Regions from separate parts of the Homo sapiens genome. Here region 2 is linked to region 1. Evidence: chromatin loops called from intact Hi-C (ENCODE). Cell type or tissue: mesothelial cell of epicardium. All regions are shown on one strand.

Evidence for each region. A loop is a pair of places that touch in the nucleus more often than their neighbours do. Peaks named below come from ENCODE experiments on the same cell type or tissue, not always from the same donor. Only the 100,000 strongest peaks of a DNase experiment are listed, where the experiment ranks them.
Region 2: a loop joins it to region 1, with 9 times the contacts of the local background. A loop is called at or near these places in 1 of 110 quality-filtered maps.

Annotation. Positions count from the first base shown.
Region 1 is chr16:17,311,212-17,316,211 of GRCh38, reverse strand. The region is part of intron 2 of XYLT1 (xylosyltransferase 1); the gene reads left to right. Among named protein-coding and RNA genes, the nearest start is that of XYLT1, 160 kb to the left of the region's middle. In mesothelial cell of epicardium, no CTCF peak of the experiment used is centred here; a DNase peak (open chromatin) is centred at 2,931.
Region 2 is chr16:17,152,190-17,157,189 of GRCh38, reverse strand. All of the region lies in intron 6 of XYLT1 (xylosyltransferase 1), which reads left to right. Among named protein-coding and RNA genes, the nearest start is that of XYLT1, 320 kb to the left of the region's middle. In mesothelial cell of epicardium, no CTCF peak of the experiment used is centred here; no DNase peak of the experiment used is centred here.

The DNA of each region.
Region 1 (5,000 bases):
GTGTTCAAAGACTGAGTCAATAAGCTTAATTTCCTGTGGATTCCACTGTTTGGTTCCACAGCCTAGAAAATTGATCAGATAAAAGCTGTGCGCTTCGGGGAGAATAGTTTGTGTTGTGAGTGGTGAAAGGTGGAGGCAGTGTGGCCAACCAGGTGGGGGCTATTTCCTAGTGCCCCTTTGCTGTTGTACTCTGTTGGGATCTGACCCAGGTGCGGCTGCAATTTCCTAAGCTTCTCCTGGCGTCTTCTAGGGACTTTACAGATCATCTTCATGTTCTCGTTGGCCCTTTGTCAAAGCGCTAAGATCTTGGTTTAATGCAGTGGTAAGGACCTCCTACCAGGGACTTGCCGAGGCATGATCAGGGCAAGGTCATCTAATTTGAGTTCAGAGAAACTGGGTATAGGGTCAAAGGGCCTAGCCTTGGAGTCAGACTTGAGATCTACCACCAGGTGACCTTGGGCAAGTTGCCTGAGCCTCTCTGAGCTTCCGTTTTCTAACCTGAAGCTAATTCTGTGTCTGCCTCATGGGGTCCATTTGTTCGCCATAATTTATTAAGCACCTACTTTGTGCCAAGTCTTATGCTATGGGGCTGGAGGAAATGCAATGGGAATAGACTTATCTTTGACTTCCTAGAATAATAGACATCCTGGTAGAGAGACGGGACAAAACCAACAACCAACACATAGGTACAGTGTTACAATAACGATCTGCTGTGACTAGTGCTGAGATAGAAGCAGAAGATTCTAGAATTGAGAGTTAGGGGAGCGAGAATTCTCTACTTGTGATAGGGGTTTGGGAAATGGCTCTCCAGGAAACTGACATTTCAGCTGAGATGCAAAGGATGAGGCTGGGGAGAAGAACATGCCAGTAGGGGGAAGAACATGTGCAAATGCACAAGGTGACAAAGAGCATCCACAAGGCAGGAGATAGATGGAGACCAGGGTAGCTGGAGGGAGGGAAAGAGAAATGAGTTTGGGTTGAATGGAGAGGCAGGTTCAGGACATGCTGAGCTTTGTAAGTCAGTCCTAGGAAGGAGAATGGATTTTCTCCTAAGGACTTGCCTGGCTTTTTTCTGTAGTCTCTAAATCTTCCTCCCTCCTTCTGCCTTTTCCCCAGGTGGGCCATCCCCAGCATAGCTCCCAGAGCTGCTCTTTTAAATCATGAGTCAGATGAAGTCTTGACTCTGCGAATAACCCGCCACGTGGCTCCTCATGCCTCTTTCAGTATAAGCCAAGGCCTGACCTTGGCCCACCAGGCTGCATTTGACCTGGGTACCTCTCACCTCTCTACTTTATCACCTCCGCCACCTACACACCTGCCTGACAAACTCGTACCAGGACTGAACTTTTCTCTTTTTCTTTGGCTAAGCTTCTAGCTGTCAAGTTGTATATGAGTTATATAATACAAAGCATCCCTTTTTGCTTTGGCCACCAGGGAGCTCAGAGCCTCATCTAATGTTAATCATAATTATTCTGTTAGCTTTGGTTTGTCAAGTTTCTCCTCTATCACTTTGATTATTGATTTTTCTCTCACTAGTGTAGTGGTTTTCTTGTTTCTGTGTCTTTCATCACAGGCCTTTCTTTCCTGGAATGGGAGGGGATAGATAATAATTTGGTTTCGCATGTTGCTCTCAGCTGATTGTGCATACATTTTCACCCAGTATGCGTTCTCTTGGATAGCAGATGGATGGATGGCTGCCATTCATGGAGGAGCAATTGGTGGGAGTCAGAGAGGTACTTCTCATGCTCCAAGGGAAGCCTGTAGTGCATATTCTAGGACCTGGAATCTAGTGGTTTCTAGAGGGCTCTAAAAAAATGACTGACTCGGCAACGTGCAGCGGGGTGGGCTGACTAAGCACTTTTCCTCCCTCTCTGCAGCACCCCAAGGGTGCTGTTTTGTGGGTGATGAGTGGGCCTGGGGAGGCTCCTGAAGTCAGGGCCCACCAGGTTCCCTGCTGGGGAGCCAGTGACGTGTTAACTTAAGGGCCACACACAAGGGGCCTGTTGCTTCTAATCTTTCTCTAGGATCTCCTGATCTTGAGATTTTGGAGCTCCTGAAATGATTTCTGGACAAGAGTCGACTTTAGAATTCAAAGCTAGTAACTAGTGAGTCGACAAGTTTGGTTTGGCCTGCAGAGTGTCTTAAAACAATTGAGTTCTAATGTTCTTTTGGCTGGACAGACCCTCTCCAGTGTCCTGACCCTCCCAGGGTGGATTGATTTATCACTGATGACCTTGACACATGGCTGAGGCCTGGCCTGTCTGAGGCAACTGCATTTTGAATCTCTGGACAGAATAGAAATAAAAGCCCCTTAATTATATCCCCTTATTCCCATTCTCCCTGTAGGTTCATAGTTTGGGCTGGATCCTTCCAGCCTAATCCACACTTTTCAGCTGAGGATACTGAGTCTTGGAGAGGTTAACAGATGAGGCTGTTTCTTGGGTCCTAACCACAGTCGCTCCATGTCTGGGCAGAACCACTCCCAATGCTATCATGGATTCCTATGAACTTTTTTTTTTTTTTAATGGTTTGGATGTTTTCCCCTCTAATGAAAGGAAACCTTTTCTTGCCTAAGTTACACAGACAGCATTATAGCAGCATCAATGCTGTTGAAGGAAAGAATTCACCCACAGTCCCACGGATCTGGCTAGAAACCAAGCTGTGTGCATGGGTCTAAGCAGTCCCTGTCCACATGCATAGATCATCTCCACATATTTCTAAGCACAGGGAACATTCCCTTCCAAGGAGCCCAACACTCCATAAAAGTCAGCAGGAAAGGGGGGCCTTGTCTGGTAGGTCGCTGGCTGCCAAGGCTGGCTTGTGTGGGAGGCCTTTTTTGGTGGTGTTACAGCTTTACTGGATGTCCTGTCTGTCCCCTTCTCTCTCCCTCCTCCAGCCCCAGCAGCCAGGGGCCTGGAGGTTGGCGGAGGGCTGAGCAGCCCAGCTTCCTGCTTCCTGGCCTCACAAGCAGGCCTCTGTGAAGTTGCCAGGGCTCCAGGGGCAGGGGCTGAGGCTCAGAACTGCAGATTTTTGTCTAGTTCTGGTGTTGGCAGGCAGCCCAGGCCAGTCCCGAGAACATCACCAGACCAGAAACCTGAGAGCAGATGAGGCAGACAGGCACACCTTTGAGCTGGGATAGAGACTATCCAGGAGCCAACAAGGCTGGGGATCTGTGGCCATGGCCCTGGGCGGACATGCCCTCTCTCCCAGCTTCCCTGCTCAGCCCCGGCCAGGGGGAGCTTTTCCAAGAGGATCCGGTTCTTTGGGATGGGTCTGGAACCTACATTTGACACCTAGAAGTCCTTTTCAAATATGAGTACCCTCAGAAACATCTCTGATCCATGAGCGAGTTTGCACTAGTTACCAGAACTTGCCGGAGAAGTAACACTGCATAGTAGCTTAGAGCTAGATTCCCTGAATTCGAGCTCCTTGGACAAGTCACTTTATTCTGTCTTTATTCTGTCTGTGCTTCAGTTTTCCCATCTGCAAAATGGGATAATAGGATTGCTGTGAAGATTAAACAGTAAATAGAATCACGGATACACACATGAGTATGTTGAAAATGGGTGAAAACAAAAACAAAATCTGCAGTCCCGTTAACAGTATTGTACTGATGTGAATTGCCTGGTTTTAATATTGCACTGCAGTTACATAAGATGTCACCATTGGGGGAAGCTGGGTGAGGGAGTGCAGAACTCTGCTATCTTGGCAACCTCCTGTGAGTCTATAATTATTATTTTTTTAAGTTAGAAAGAAAAACATGTTAATGCGGGTAAGGCCCTGAGACAAGACCCCATACATGGTAAGCGCTACAGGAATGCCAGCCCTGATGATCATGAGGATTTCAGGGATGTTTCATTGAGTCCTTCACAGTACTATGCCAGCAGGGATCTTACAGGTAACAGGAGGCAGAACTTCTGTGATCTCCAGGCCCTACCCTTCCCCTGGATCTCCCTCCTACCTGGCCTGAGCTCTGGGCACAGCAGATGAGTCACCCCCTGGGCGTGCCTGGCTTCACGCCTGCTTCATTTGGCTTGGGCAGTGCTGTGTGTCTAGAACGCCCCTCTTCCTCTTGTCTGTCGGCAAGCTCTTTTTCATCCTCCAGCTCACACCTTGACTCTTCTAGAAGGCCTTTCTGGGCCTCAGACCTCTGCTTAAACCCCCATTGATATGGTTTGGTTGTGTCCCCACCCAAATCTCATCTTGAATTGTAGCTCCTATAATTCCCTCCCTCCATGGAGGGACCCAGTGGGAGATAACTGAATCATCGGGGCAGTTTCCCCTATATTGTTCTCATTGTAGTGAATAAGTCTCATGAGATCTGATGGTTTTATAAGGGGAAACCCCTTTTGCTTGGCTCTCATTTTCCTTTTGCCTGCTGCCATGTAAGACGTGCCTTTTGCCTTCCACCATGATTGTGCGGCCTCCCCAGCCACTTGGAACTGTGAGTTCATTAAACTTATTTTTCTTAATAAATTACCCAGTCTCGGGCATGCCTTTATCAGCAGTGTGAAAACAGACTAATACACACAAGGGGGAAAGGAAACTTTTTACTGCCTAAGTTGCACAAACAGCATGAAATCAGCATCAACGTTGTTGAAGAAGGAAGGAATTCACCCACAGTCCCATGGATCTGGCTGGAAACTAAGCTGTGTGCCTGGGTCTGAGCAGTAGGGCAGCTGTTCTCGAAGCGTGGTCCTGAACCAACAGCAGCTGCATCACATGGGAAATGGAAAGAAACGCACCTTCACCTGCCACCCCCAGACTCTTGGAATCACATACTGGGGGTGAAGGCAGGGCTCTAGCAATCTGTAGTTTAACAAATCTTCCAGATGATTCTGATGAGCAGGCTACTGAAGCCCATGAGCAGCCCACGAGGCTGCTCACATGAACCAGAGGACCTAGTTAAGATGCAGGTTCTAATTCAGCCCATCTGAGGTGGGGCCTGGGAGTCTGCATTTCTAACCAGCTCCTGAGTGCTGATACTGCTGGGCTCCTTG
Region 2 (5,000 bases), 160 kb after region 1:
GATCACCTGAGGTCTGGAGTTCGAGGCCAGCCTGGCCAACATGGTAAAACCCCATTTCTACTAAAAATACAAAAATTAGCCGGGTGTGGTGGTGCACACCTATAATCCCAGCTACTTGGGAGGCTGAGGCAGGAGAATCGCTTGATCCTGGGAGTCGGAGGTTGCAGTGAGTGGAGATTGTACCACTGCACTCCAGCCTGGGTGACAGAGGGAGACTCCATCTCAAAATAGAAAAAAAAAAAAAAGTAACCCTAGAATCCTTGTGTTGTATCATTTTTCTAAATTGAAACTTTGATTTCATTCTGCTATTTATGGATTGTTCCTGCCCCTACTCACAGCCTACCTTCTTTACATTAAAAAGGAGGCCTCTTTCTGCAACACCCGAACTTGAAGATGCTCTGTAAATTAGCACAGATTAGTTTACTACGCTCAGGCCACTAAGAGTACAGAGGCCTGGCTGGATGAGTAAGAAGAATCATGGCCACTGTGTATTGTGTTCCTACTAAGTGGGCCCTTTTTGTATAGGATCCATATTTGTTTTCACAGCCACTCAATGCAGCTGTAAGAATTATTCTCCCCATTTGTCAAGCTTCTGGAGTTTACCTGATTTTTCTGAAGATCACACAGCTGGTTAAATGCTAGAATTTGAACCCAAGTTTTTCTGGCCCCATAGCTGCAGGAGCAAAGTGGGGCTGGGCAAGGATTCCATGGAGGTGGTTAATTGTCAGAAGTGGCTCAGACATTGGTATTCCTCGCCCTCAGGTAGAGAAGGAAAAACCCTTCTTCTTCTCCAGGTAGCAGCTAATAGGTGATTTGTGCAAAGTTGTGTCTCGAGAAAGGAGCCCATTGTAAATGTATCAACTTGTGTGTGAATTACATCCACCCTAGTATTAACTATTTCAGCCTAGTCAGGATTTATTCTCTGAGCACTATTTGTCAGGCACTGTGCTAGGAACTGAGTATAGCACAAGTTAAAAACAGGGACTGTGAGGTTACACCTTCTGGTTTGGAATTCTGATCTACTGTGTTCTAGCTGTGTTGCATTGGACGAGTGACTTAACCTCTCTGAACTGGTTTCATAATATTTGAAAATATTAATAGACCTATACTCATTTATTCATTGAGAAGATTAAATGAGATGCTGCATATACAGCATTTGGCATAGTAAATGTTTATGATGATGGTGATGGTGATGATTATGTCATTGTTATGATAAGCATAGAACTAAATTGTTGCTGGTAGGAGAAAGAAATAGATGGAGAATGGGCCTGAATTTTGCCTCTAGGTGCCTGAGTACATTTTGTATAATTGATGTGCATCCGTAATTGACAGGTGGTACCCAGATGTCTTGGGACAACATAAAGAAGTCTCAGGCTGAGGAAATGCTTCTTACACCTCCCTCCAAGACCCTAAAACCCAAAGGCCTCTTGACAGAATAGCTCACAACTTCCAACTCTTGCGTGTGAGTCCCCAGCTGGGATTTTCTCATTTACCGGAAGTTAGGGCAGTGATTCAGCATTAATTTAATAGTAAAACAAGCCAATGTCCCATTCACTGGCCACTTCCCTCTTTGTTAGCTGTGGCCTCACCTGCTGCACGAATAAGCCTACCTATAGCCCATCATCCATGGTCCCTCCCAAGTGACCAGAGCTGGGCGTGGCTTGCTCAAGTTCTTTCACTGGTGATGTGTTAGGGAGAACTCTTTTGGTGGGAAATGACAGAAACCCAGCTCAAACTAGCTTAAGGGTAAAGAACATTACCAGATCAGGTAACTAAAACATTAGGGCTGACTTCAGGTATGGCTAAATCAAGCTGTGCAAATTATATCATCAGGCCCAGACTCTCTATTAGTTCTGTTTTTCTGTGTGTATGTTTAATTTTCTGGCACTGGGTGGGGATTATTGGCAATATATTAGCCTCCTTTTATAGATAAGGGAACTGAGACTCAAAAAGATGAAGTTACTTGCTCAAACTCACAGCACTAGGGCAGCGGGGAGGACTCACACCCAAGTGAGTGTTCACAGAGTCCAAGCTCATAATTCTCACGTGATGAAGCCTCTCTGTGTTCTAGGCCTGCTTTCTTCCAATGCACTGGTGACTTTGAGGCAGCTACTCTGCTTCTCTTGACTTCATTTTCTCCCTTTGAAAAACAAGGGGGTTGCATGAGAAAGTCTCCAAATTCCCTTCCCATTCTGGTATTTCATGTGTCCAGACCAGCCCTGGTAAAAGAGGAGGTGACAGAGGCAGAGATCTTGAAAGACAGAGAGATGGGGATGAACAAAGGCAAGCAGTGAAATACAGAATAGGCCACGGGGTGCCTCGGTTTTTAATTCCACGTAGCTCCTAATAGCAATGTTGACCTTCTGTCTTCATCTCCAACCTTTAGCAGCCAATTTGGACTTCTGGCTCCCACTGTGAAGAGATGGCATAAAGGCAAACTAGTATTCTAATAGCTGCCAAATTGGTCCTGATTGTTTCTGTTATTAAATGAAGGGGAGGGTTGTGTTCACTGTTTCTCCTTGCTTTCCTCCAAAAGTAAAGTCACTAGATACATTGCAAGACAGGTAGCACAATTGTCATTTTCCCAGGCAGCCTCAGCAGGGCTTGCAGAAGCAGGTGGCCGCATGTTTACTCTCAGCCTGAATAATCAGGTATTTGGAAACATCCCTACAAGTCCCTGGCCTTGGCTCAGGGAGCATCAGAGAAGTTTTTCAAATCTCTGAAACCTGTTCAAGTCTCAGTGTGTGGGGACAGGCCTCTTCCAGGGAGCTGGAAAGTGAAAATCGGAGTTTTTCTGAGACTTTTCCTTCCCTGGTTGATCTAATTTCTCCACTTCATCCAGGGTCACCAGGGCCCCCATGTTAGCCCTGGGACACAGTGTGTGAAGTGCCAGAGCATAGATGCTGGAGTCCAGCCACCTGGGTCGAAATGCCAGCTCTTCTATACCACAGCCATGGGATGTCAGCAAATGGCTTCGACAGGCCATGCCTCTGTTTCTCCATCTTTATAAAATTCAAATAATGATCATGGTATTGGGGAGATGGAGCATCCTCACTGGCCACAGGAAGGCCCCACGCTGGGCGCATTCCAGGACATTTTCTCATTTCACCTTCATTTAGCAGGTGTTACCCCATTTCAGAAATGAATACAGCTGAGGTTTGAGAGTCGCTTTACCTTACTCAAGGCCCTACAGCTAGTGAACGACAGAGCTGAGATGGAACCTGGTTCCGTCTGACTTTAAGGCCTGTGTTCTTTTATTACTCCATAGTGACTGCATTTGAGAGGACCTGCAGGTTTACGCTCTCGAGGTGTGCAGATGAAAGAAAATCCTGCTGAATGTAAATAGAATTATCTTTTTGCATGGGTGAGGGTAGGTCCTTCCCCTACTTCCTAGGGTCAGCATTTTGCAAAGTGTGTTTATGTGCCACCAGGACATGGGGGATTCTTTTGGGTCCTTTATAAGTGGGCATGCTATGAAAGTTAGGTATTGATCTTATGTGTATCAACAAATTTATAAAATTAGCTGCTCCAACCATGACTTATGGATATTATGCTTCGAATAAGGCTACATTGAAAGAAAACAGTTGAAGCTATTTAAAGTTAGCTTAGAGGCCGGGCACAGTGGCTCACACCTGTAATCCCAGCATCCTGGGAGGCTGATGTAGGAGGATCGCTTAAGGCCAGGAGTTTGAGGCTTGCACCACTGCATTGCAGCCTGGGTGACAAAGCGAGATCATGTCTCTAAAAATAATAAAGTTGGCTTAGAGCAGAATATTAAGGGGCCTCTTGTATAGGATGCTACATAAAGCACATAGCATAGCAGTTAAGAATCCAGGCTCTGGAGCCAGACTGTCAAGATTCACGGGCCAACTCTAATACCCACTCACAGTGTGTGACCTTGGGTAAGTTACGTGAGTTACCTGTGTATCAGTTTTCTCATCTGTAAGATGGGAATGAGGATAATCATACCAATCCCATAGAGTTGTTGCAAGAATTAATATATGGAAAAGCCCTTGGGGACAGTTAGTTGCGCCTATTAAGTTGATGATGATCACAATGGTGGTGGTAGTAGTGGTGATAATGATGGTGTTGTTGATATGAGAAGAATCTTGATGATAATATACACATAATTAAGATGTTACAAAAATGTTCAATAACTCTTATGTTCAATAACTCTCATGTCCACTGGGGACATGGGAGATTCTTTTGGGCCCTTTATAAGTGGGCATGTGATGAAAGTTAGGTATTGACCTTATATGTATCGACAACAATTTATAAAATTAGCCACTCCAACCCATGATTTATGGGTATTATGCTTAAAGTAAGGCAAAGCATAGTAAGAGAAACAGCTATCATTTCAAATATAAGAAAGCCAGGCAGGTAGATTCCAGCCCCAGGTCAGAAGTGGTATAGAGAAGTTTCTCTCTCTTCTCTGGTCTGAACCCCATCTGCCAGAGGCAGCATTCTCCTATTGGAGGCCGGGATGGCATCTGAGCTGCCTCCCTAGCTCCCCTTTTCTGACATTGAACTAATCATCAGACCCAAACCTCCTTTGATGTATAAACAAGCAAATGTTTAAACAAAAGTTGGCAAATCAGTCGAGAGCCTGGCCAGGAACCTCCTCCAGGCAAATCCGCATTCGGGAAGGCCTTTGGTGCCAGCTTGCTTATTGAGAGAAGAGCTCTGTTTCTGGCTAACTTGTAGCTCCATGACTGATGCAAGGAGATCATTAATATCTCATCTCCAATAGGGAAAGCAGATTGCATTTCTCTTTTGCTTTCCTTAAACCCAACCGATGCGTTCATGACTGTTTGCATGTTCACTTTATTTAATCCAATTATAGCAGCCACGTCAAAATAAAGTCTGGCATTATGTAGGCACCCACACAAAACTGCACACACATACCTCCCTGGGCCTCAGCGTGTGTTTTTAGGTCATCTTTAGAACTTTTCTTCTTTCCAAACAATACACAAAGAAGTTAGACAAAAGACTAGAGGGGA